Linked DNA regions of Homo sapiens: region 2 is linked to region 1. A link is an interaction called in ENCODE POLR2A ChIA-PET data of the cell type or tissue named here. Cell type or tissue: MCF 10A. All regions are shown on one strand. Each heading gives the region's core, and the rest is flanking DNA. Links, peaks and the distances in the headings are about the cores only.

Region 1 (5,382 bases), core at 298-5,297:
GCACGCACCACCACGTCTGGGTAATTTTTGGAATTTTTAATAGAGACAGGATTTCACCATGTTGGCCAGGCTGGTCTCGAACTCCTGACCTCAGGTGATCCACCCGCCTCAGCCTCCCAAAGTGCTGGAATTACAGGTGTGAGCTACTGTGCTCGGCAATATCTGTCTAATTTTAGCTCCTGTTTTCTTAACCACTCTGCCATAGCACTTCTGTTAAAGCTATTCGGCAACAAATAAATCTTTTTTAGCATTAAAAATACAAAAAATCATGCTAAAAGATGCCCAGGGCTTCTGTTATTATGACCTATGCTTCCTTCTTGTGTCTTTAAAAACATTCAATTGTTACTGTTTATATTTTCTCTATTTTAAAATTTTAAACCATCCCCGCACAGCTTGCCTGGAAACTGTTGACACTGAAACATATAGGTTAAATTCATACAAGCTGGCCTATTATAGTCTTCCTGCAAAGTGCACAGTGAATTGCAAATGTTTGCATTTCCCATTAACAAGAAAATTAGTGTCTCTAGAAACAGTAGTCTTCTCTGGACCAGCATTAAATGCCTGTTTTGTTCTTTTCAAGTTGCTCGAGTTCATAATGGGGCTTTGGTCCTCATATCTTTTTTTTTTTTTTTTTTTGATACGGAGTCCTGCTCTGTTGCCCAGGCTGGAGTGTGCAATGGCGTGATCTCAGCACACTGCAGCCTCCGCCTCCAGGCTTCAAGTGATTCTCCTGCCTTAGCCTCCCGAGTAGCTGGGACTGCAGGCGACTGCCACCACGCCCGGCTAATTTTTTTGTATTTTTAGTAGAGACGGGGTTTTGCCATGTTGGCCAGGCTGGTCTCTAACTCCTGACCTCAGGTGATCTGCCCGCCTCAGCCTCCCAAAGTCCTGGGATGACAGGCGTGAGCCTCAGCGCTCAGCCTGGTCCTGGTATCTTTCACTTACTCTTCACAATTGTGTGTGACTTCTTTTCTGGTTGCAGGATTGGTTACAACCTCCTCCATTAAGCCTGAATTAATCTTTACTCTCTGATTCCTGGACCATATCCTTGAATGCTTGCATCCTAACATCCAGTAAGACACCTCCGTACTGCCTTTTTCATCCTGGCAAATCACAAACTGATACTTCCAGCACTTTGGGAACAAACTTCTGCTACAGGACACAAATGCATGGCTGCTAGGAAGCTCTTGGTGCCTGAAAACATATGCCAGGACTCAGAGCACAGGTGTGTGTGTGCGTGTGCATGTGTTGGATTGTTATAAATTTATTAATTTATTTTGGGGAGTTTTTGGAAAAGGTAGCAAAACAGCCTCACAGGGAATCACTACTGTTCAGGGAAGTATTAAATAGAAAATGATTGGGCTGGGCGCGGTGGCTCACGCCTGTTATCCCAGCACTCTGGGAGGCCACGGCGGGTGCGAGATCAGGAGTTTGAGACCAGCCTGGCTAACATGGTAAAACCCCTTCTCTACCCAAACTACAAAAATTAGCCAGGCATGGTGTCACACGCCTGTAATCCCAGCTACCCGGGAGGCTGAGGCATGAGAATCACTTGAACTTGGGAGGCGGAGGCTGCAGTGAGCTGAGATTGTACCACTGCCCTTCAGACTGGGTGACAGAGTGAGACTCTGTCTGAAAAAACAACCAAACAAACAAACAAACAAAAAAACGAAAAAAAAAAGAGAATGAGTGAATCTTTATGTATTTTAAAAGGTGTTGGCCAGGTGCAGTGGCTCATGCCTATAATCCCAGCACTTTGGGAGGCCAAGGCGAGCGGATCATGAGGTCAAGAGATCGCGACCATCCTGGCCAACATGGTGAAACCCCATCTCTACTAAAAATACAAAAACTAACTGGACCTGGTGGCGTGCACCTGTTGTCTCAGCTACTCAGGAGGCTGAGGCAGGAGAATTGCTTGAACCTGGGAGGTAGAGGTTGCAGTGAGCCGAGATCACACCATTGTACTCCAGCCTGGCAATAGTGGGAGACTCCGTCTCAAAAAAAAAAAAAAAAAAAGGGAAAGGTGTCAGTCTTGCTGGCTCTGATTCGGATTTCCATTTAGCCTCACAGTTCTTCAGTGAGATCCAAAGTCGGGAGGCATGCTGGTGTAGGGCAGAGGTCAGCCCACAGGTCAATCCAGGTTGCTGCCTAGTTTTGTAACTTAAAGATCATGTTTGAGCTGCATATTTGAGTAGGATTTTGCTATGCAGATGGGGAAGCAAGAACATTCTAAGATGGCCTAGCAAACTCCAGTCTGGGGGCCAAACCTGTCACACTGCCTGTTTTTATAAATAAGATTTTTAATTTGAACACAGCTACACTCATTTATATATTGTCTCTGATTGCTTTTACTCTACAATGGCAGAGACTGGATGGGCTCCAATGACTAAAATATTTACTGTCTGATCCTTTACAGAAAAAAAAAAAAATCCACCCGTGGTGTAAGGCTTAAACATTTAGGCTATGAATCAACAGCCTGTGTTCAAATTCCAGCTCCACCAACTGACTTCTGTGTAACCTTGGTTACACACTTATAAAATGGAAATATGAATTCCTCTGGGTTGATGTGAGAAGTAAATTCAGTAATCCTAGTAAGTGCTTACTCAGTGACAGTTATTATGATTCATCCAAATTAAAGAAGATTTTCAGAGGCTTCCCATAGTCTTAATGCCCTAGATTATAATCATACTAGATGTTCTCTGTCCTTATAAAAATTAAACATCTAAAATATTTGAGGAATTTGGGCAGCCACCTTTCCTGTTCCAGGAATGAAAGGTTCATAAAATACTGGCAGTACATTTTCAGTTATTTGATGTTGATTAATAGAGTCATGGAAACCTAGAAGGTCTCCAGGGGTGTGCCCTGGGACCCTGTCTTTGATCTATCCTGGATATCATTTTGATTCAGGACTAAAGAATTAAGGTTTTCAGATGCAATTTCTAGGAGACAAAATATTGGTATTACAGGATCAAGATTCACAATGGTCTCCATAGCTTCAAATGAAGGATTGGAAGAAATAAGAGAGCATTTACCAGGGATTGATGTGGATTCTGGCATCAATTATTCACTTCTGGGAATGGGGAGACTTGGCCAGACAGCAGTTCCTGGGAAGTAGTTCTGGGGCTTCTCGTTGGCCACAAGTTCAATTTGAGCCAGATGCATACAGCTGCCGACAAGCAAAGAATCTTAGGCTGCATTAATGGAGTCAGGATATGCCTTGTGGGCTCCAAGGACAATAAAGAAAGAAAACAATTTGAATGAGCTAGGCAACCCATGTTTGCAGAATGGAGGTTCGTTATGGAAACAAAGTACAATTTTTAATGAGGATCCTGCCAAAGTTTCATAGGTTGAGGGGGCGGTAGGGGAAGAGGCGAGTTGATGAGTGATCTGGGAACTATGTCATAATGAGGAATGGCTGAAGGATTTAGGGAGTTTCCCAGGAAAAGAGATGACCACAAGGGAAGAAAGCTTTGGGAAACCACTGAAGGTCTTCCGTGTGGAAGAAGGTGCCTTATTATCTCTATTGCTTTTTGGCAAAACTTGGAGAAAATAAATGTGAGGTACTTATCTTTTGCGATATCAGCTCGGCTCAGTGTTTCTTGTATCCCTGCCCTGAGTCCACTGTCTCAGCTAAGGGGAGTCCCTGGAAGCCATATTTGTTCTTCATAACCCTGTTGATAGCTGATCCAACAAGAGATGAATGCCTGCTGGAAACCAAAACAATCGAGTTCTCTACCCCAGGGAACATGGAAGTTGCCTTGAGGACTGTCAGTCGGCCTCTTTGAATAGTTGGATCTGTAAGGTATAAATCTGAGCACAAAGGTAGACATTTTCCACCATGACAATGCACCGACAGAGAAAGTCAATCTACAGTGAAAAGAATGAGGCCAAGATGCAGAGAAGCAGGAATGGAAAAGCAGAAGGCCAGGCCGGGCATGGTGGCTCACACCTGTAATCCCAGCACTTTGGGAGGTTGAGGCGGGCAGATCACCTGAGGTCAGGAGTTTGAGACCAGCCTGGCCAACAGGTTGAAACACCGTCTCTATTAAAAATACAAAAATTAGCCGGATGTGGTGGCGCATGCCTGTAATTCCAGCTACTTGGGAGGCTGAGGCAGGAGAATCGCTTGAATCCGGGAGGCGGAGGTTGCAGTGAGCTGAGATTGCACATTGCACTCCAGCCTGGGTGACAGAGCAAGACTCCATCTCAAAGGAAAAAAAAAAAAAGAAGAAAAACAGAAGGTCTTGCTGGTTGGATTATTTTATTTTGTTCATTTACTTATTTTGTTGTAGATATAGGAACTTTCTATGTTGCTAACGCTGATCTTGAATCCCTGGCCTCCTGCCTCAGCCTCCCAAAACACTGGGATTACAGGCATTCAGCCACCATGCCCAGCCTGGTCAGGTTCTTTTTAGCTTCCCATCTCCTGGTTTCAGTCCTTCCTAAGGCCTAATCACCTTCCTGGACTTGGGCTTCATGAGATATCTTTTTGTTCTTGTTATAAATTCTCCCTTTTTACTTCTGCTAGTTCAACTAGGTTTCTTCATGTACAACCAAAAGTGTCGTAGCTATATCAGAGCACAGTAGAGAGTAGCTCAGTAGATGGAAGACACGGTGAATCTGTTCAGCCGCTTGAGAGAGTTACTTCAAGAAGTTAAGGCTATGGCCGGGCGAGGTGGCTCACGCCTGTAATCCCAGCACTTTGGGAGGCCGAGGCAGGCAAATCACAAGGTCAGGAGTTCGAGATCAGCCTGGCCTATATAGTGAAACCCTGTCTCTACTAAAAATACAAAAATTAGCCAGAAGTGGTGGCAGGCTGAGGCAGGAGAATTGCTTGAACCCGGGAGGCAGAGGTTGCAATGAGCCGAGATGGAGCCACCACTGCACTCCAGCCTGGGTGACAGAGCGAGACTCTGTCTCAGAAAAAAAAACAAAAAACAAAAGAGAAGTAAGGCTATTTCCTGGGAGCACACAGGTGGAAGTGAAATAACCCTAGATAACTGGGAGGCATAATGAAAGCTTGGGCTTGAACTTCAGAAAAACTTGGGATTAATTTTAAGCACCACCACCACTTTCTAGCTGGGACCTTGGACAGTGGTCTTAACTTTTACTGAGCCTTTTTCTTGTGCAAGATGGGGAGAATACGGCATACCTCATAGAATGGTTGAGGATGAAATAAGCTACTCTATTAGTTTCCTATTGCTACTGTAAGAGATTGCCACAAACTTAGTGGCTTAAAACAAATTCAGAGGCCGCCACGGTGGCTCATGCCTGTAATTTCCACACTCTGGGAGGCTGAGGTGGCCAGATTGCTTGAGCCCAGGAGTTCAAGACCAGCCTGGGCAACATGGAAATACCCCGTCTCTAGTTTTTGTATTTTTT
Region 2 (5,382 bases), core at 306-5,305, 160 kb before region 1:
CACTGGCGCTCCGAACTGCGTTGGCCCAAAGCTTCTTCACCGCTTCCAGCGGAGGGCTTAAAGCGGTCCCCCCAGCCCTCACACAGCGGGTTTTCTCAGAACCCAGTCTCCAGAGACCGCCTGGATTCAAATCCTGCCGCCGCCCTCAGCCGCTGGGAGAGCCGGGCCTTGGCCTCACCTTCTTCCCAGCCTCACCTGCAGAATGGGCGTGTCCCGAGGGTTAAATGCCCTCATCACCATGAAGCCTTAAAACGGTGCCTGGCACATGGCGATACGCAATAAACGTCCGCCAAAATGACGTTAGCCAGGATTCGCCCCGGAAGGCTTCCTGTTCTCATACAGCCCTTCAATGAGGGCTAATCCCTTTGGCTCCTTTAACAACTTTTTTTTTAATGTGGTTAGCACATTTTGTTGACTTTTTTTTTTTTACAAAGACCAAGTCAGCATGTCCTCTTAAAAATATCTTAAGAGATTATGTTTTGTTCCTACTTGCTTTGAGGAATGACTTCGTCCTGGTTGAGTGGGGTGAAAACAGTGAAATGCGAACAAGGATAATAAGACCATCTTTCCTGTACTGTTTCTTAAAAAAGGAGGGGAGTGAGGAATTAAAAATTCAGATGCTGGATTTTAAAGACTGTCATGCTAAGTATTTTCTTATCAACTTCCTTTTTTTTTTTTTGTCCTCATATAAACATAACAGTAGTTGAGTTTTTCCTTTCTTCTTGACTCAAAAAAAAAACTGACACATAAACTTCTCCAAACCAATACAGCTGAACTTTCTACAAAGATTTGTAACTGATATATTCCTTAAAGAAAATAAGAATGCTCTGAACAGAAATAAACAGTTTCTGCAGCAGTTTTATTTGAAGCCCACAAATAAAAACAGCATGTCCCCAAGGAAACAAAATAGAATTGGGAGTCGCAGCTAAAATGGCTCTGCCCTAATCCTCTCTTACCCAGTACTATGGGGTTTGTTTACAGGAAACCCTTGCCACGAGAAGTTTTCTGCTAGTTTTCAACCGTATTTTGGCATCATCAACTCAGGCATATGGAAACAAATTAAATATTCAGCTTAAAAAAAAATTACAAAGTAAAGGAAGAGAACGCTGACCTGTTCCTTTCTACCTTCTTCAGGATGGGTAGAGGCATGAAGAAATGCAGGCTCCCCTCCCCCTCCGGGCCACGCTTCCCGGCTGGGTGGAAACTATCTCATTACCACATTTTCAACAAGTAGACCAGTTTCCTCCTTTAATCAAAGTTACTTTGTGGTTGTTTGGCAGTCTGCGCATGCCATGTTTTTATAGCTATAGAAAATGCGTATTTATTTATTTTGAGATGACTATGACCATATGACAAACCTAAGTCAGCCTCTTATAGCCAATGATTTATAAGAGCTCTGAAAAGCCCGGCCTTTAAACATTTTAATAGAGGCTCTCTCATCCTTTGTAAGTGGAAGTGTAAATTGGTACAGTCCTTTTGTAAACAACTCAATGAGACAAGTCAAGGGCCTTACAAATGTTCATACATTTGGATGCAGCAATAACACTCCTGGAATCAATCCTAAGGAAACAGCCCTAATGTAGGAAAAGGTGTTAGGAACAAAGATCTTCGTGGTAACAAGATTTACTACGAGGGGGAGAGCAATACACGTTCACTCTCCATGCATGTGTGGAGGGACACAAATAAAGGAGTGGTTAGTCATCCAAGTTATGTATCCCCACACGATTACATACAGCCATTTTAGAATTAGAAAGCTTTGAAAAATAGGCCATTGGGAAATATTTATAATAGCAAATGAAAAAACCGAGATGCAAAGTTGTATTTTTAATGAACTCTAATTTTTTCTATTAGTAACGAAAAAAGGATGTAATATACATAAAAATATTTAAATTGATTTTATCAGAAAAATTTTAGTACAGACTGAATATTATATGAAAACAAAAAAATTTTATTTCATTAGCTGTAATAATGGCACGGATTATTACAGAATATGCATTATATATATATTTAAAGATGTATACTGAAGGATATAGAAGAATGACATGACATAGGAGAATTTATAATACTTTAGTAAATAAAAAAACAAGAGAATTGAACCAAAGGTGGTTAACATCTTGAAACTAGAACTTGCCCAGGCACCGTGGTTCACGCCTGTAATCCCAGCACTTTGGGAGGCCGAGGCAGGTAGATCATGAGGCCAGGAGATCAAGACCATCCTGGCTAACACGGTGAAACCCCGTCTCTACTAAAAATACAAAAAATTAGCCGGGCGTGGTGGTGGGTGCCTGTAGTCCCAGCTATTTAGGAGGCTGAGGCAGGAGAATGGTGTGAACCCGGGAGGCAGAGATTGCAGTGAGCTGAGATCGTGCCACTGCACTCCAGCCTGGGCGACAGAGCGAGACTCCATCTCAAAAAAAAAAAAAAGAAAAAGAAAAAGAAACTAGAACTGGGCATCAGATATGGGGGTTACTCATTACACTATTTTTATTATTCTCTCTACTTTCGCATACATTTCAAAATTTTTATTAAAATTGTTTCTTTTTTTCTTTTTTTACCCTTAATCCTATGATGGGTTATATTTAAAAATTTTTTTAATGTTTGTTTTTCAATAATGGCATATGTATGACCCTTTTTCTACTTTCTATTTTTCTCTAATTATTTTTCATAATCTACTTATATTACCTTTGAAATAAATTAACATTTATTTTACCAAAAAGTAATTTAAAATAAGAATAGTAAACAGTTCCACAGAAAAGTTTTTCTTGCCATGTAATTCTAGTGAATCCTCAGAATGCTATGATAAGCCTGTGTACCTTAAAATGTGAGCTTCTAAATGGTCCAAATCTTTTGGGACGGCACCGTGCCATCTGAGACTGCTGTAAATATGATCAGCTGATAAAAGGCCAGCTGCAACTAACCATTTTAAAGATTAGGAACCATTTAAAAACACACACACACACACACACACCACCTCTGGCCTCTTAAGTGTTAAGTGGCAAGATACTCTGGTTTATTTCTAAAGTTTCATGCAATAATCACGTAAGCACCGAGCAGGACAGAATTCTACATACCGCCAAGCTGACTCAGAAAGAAGGGTTCCACATTCCTTAATTAGCAGCATGAGAAAAGCACCACTTCCTGCGGTGGAGTTCCCATTTCATCCAGCCACTCCACTGGCTCGGTACATCCTCAAGTCCACGAAAAAGATTTTCATAAAGTCTGGAGACACAGTGTTGTTTAATTTATTTCATTTTACTTTGTTTTGTTTTATCCTACTTTATTCTATTATACTCTATCCTATTATATGTATTCTAATTTTTACAAATTGAAGATGTTTGTAATGACGTAGATTCTTTGTTTCTAGACTTTATGGATGCCTGTATATACTGAAATCACAGTTGGAGGCAGAGTAGGTGAACACTTGACCAACTTGAAAATACAGCTTCTACTTTGGGAGGCCAAGGTGGGAGGATCACTTGAGCCCAGGAGTTTGAGACCAGCCTGAACAACATAGTGAGACCCCCCCATCTCTATTTTTAATCTTTCTTTTTTTTTTTTTTTTTAAGACAGAATCTCACTCTGTCACCCAGGCTACAGTGCAGTGGCATGATCTCGGCTCACTGCAGTCTCCCTGTCCCGGGTTCAAGCAATTCTCATGTCTCAGCCTCCCGAGTAGCTGGGACTACAGGCATGCACCACCATGCTCGGCTAATTTTTGTATTTTTAGTAGAGATGAGGTTTCACCATGTTAGCCAGGCTGTTCTCAAACTCCTGACCTCAAGTGATCTGCCCACGTAAAACTCCCAAATTGCTGGGATTACAGGCGTGAGCCACACACACACCCGCAGCCCCCACCACCACCAGTCGTCTCTATTTTTTAAACGAAAGAAAATACAGCTTTCTTGATTATTAACAGTCAAAAGATTCAAAGTCCTAGACCAGAAGTTTCTTTTTTAGTACCTATGACTTAAGTTTATGATTTGGATTAAAGTTCTCTGGCAGAACACCCACAGGATGCCAAAGCCTGAGGAAGATTTCCGAACAAGATTACACGGTTTTCCAATGGGATACATTTGATCACGTGTGAAAACATGGTGGCAGCACTACTGCAACCTTAAATGAAAGGGCAAATTCTCAGGAAACACATTCTGCTTGTAAATATTGGATGTAACCATTCTAACAGTTATTTACTTTTAACTTGAGAAATTTTAAAGAAATGTAGCCGGGCGCGGTGGCTCATGCCTGTAATCTCAGCACTTTGGGAGGCCGAGGCGGGTGGATCGCCTGAGGTAAGGAGTTCGAGACCAGCCTGGCCAACATGGTGAAACCCCATCTCTACTAAAAATGAAAAATTAGCCGGTCATGGTGGCAGGCGCCTGTATGTAATTCCAGCTACTCGGCAGGCTGAGGCAGGAGACTCGCTTGAACCCAGGAGGTGGAGGTTGCAGTGAGCCGAGATGGCGCCATTGCACTTCAGCCTGGGTGACAGAGCAAGACTCAAAAAAAAAAAAAAAAAATTTCTAGACTTTTTTCCTTTTTCCCTTTCTAAGCTTTTAAAGATTTTATGTCTGTCTTAGTTTTCAAGTTATACAGCAAAACACTGTAGATCCATTACAGAAACACTAAAATTTTAGGGTATAAGAATTCAAAGCTTCTATTATCTGGAACACAAGGGCACCCCTCATTGCCAGTGTATTCTGTTGTGTTCTGTTTGCATAGAATCCAGCCTAAATGCTGCCCACCTGGAGTGAGTTGCTAGATGGACTGAAATAATCCTAGCAAACTTGTAATGGTTTGGGCACAACCACTGCTCCTTTGCCATCTAGCTGGTACTGCTGCTGTTACCAGGTCTGTTAGATAGCGACCGATGAGGCCTCCTGGCCTTGTTGATATTTCTTTGCCTATCAGTGGATCGTTAGTTGGAGTATTTCCTTAGTCACAGACCGGCCTTTTATTGGGATGTTCTCAGTAGGAACTACATTTGCAGATAACAGATGGTTATTTAAATAAGAATGTGAAAAATATATATACTCTTTCTCTTCTGGGGCCTAAGATGGTTTTTTGCTGATTCTTAAACCTGTAGCTGTTTTTATGAGTGGATATCTGATTTTTTAAAAATCTCTCATGACATGTAAATGTTTAAGTTGTTTGAAAACATTTACATTTTCTGACCAGCCAGCAACACTTACAATCTTCCATAGTTCCTAAGATTAAGAAAACAGGAGAAAGCTAGAGAGATTTGGCAAAGTATGTAATAACCTAGCAAGGAAATTCTTGAGCAAGAGTATATGGGTTTGAATTTATTGGAACATTTGAAAGCAATTAAATTTTTTTTCCTCCAAACTTATTTTTGTCCTTTTTAAAGCACACACAGGCAAACAA

What was found. Peaks named below come from ENCODE experiments on the same cell type or tissue, not always from the same donor. Only the 100,000 strongest peaks of a DNase experiment are listed, where the experiment ranks them.
Region 2: POLR2A ChIA-PET joins it to region 1 with 6 read pairs; 10 of 35 experiments call an interaction of 5 or more read pairs at or near these places.

Annotation. Positions count from the first base shown.
Region 1 is chr20:53,771,433-53,776,814 of GRCh38, forward strand. No RefSeq gene overlaps it. Among named protein-coding and RNA genes, the nearest start is that of BCAS1-AS1, 140 kb to the right of the region's middle. RefSeq lists an enhancer at 2,656-3,855. In MCF 10A, for the core only: no CTCF peak of the experiment used is centred there; DNase peaks (open chromatin) are centred at 2,509 and 3,389.
Region 2 is chr20:53,608,637-53,614,018 of GRCh38, forward strand. All of the region lies in intron 1 of LOC105372672 (a long non-coding RNA gene), which reads left to right. Among named protein-coding and RNA genes, the nearest start is that of ZNF217, 17 kb to the left of the region's middle. RefSeq lists enhancers at 1-193, 2,134-2,183. In MCF 10A, for the core only: no CTCF peak of the experiment used is centred there; a DNase peak (open chromatin) is centred at 3,085.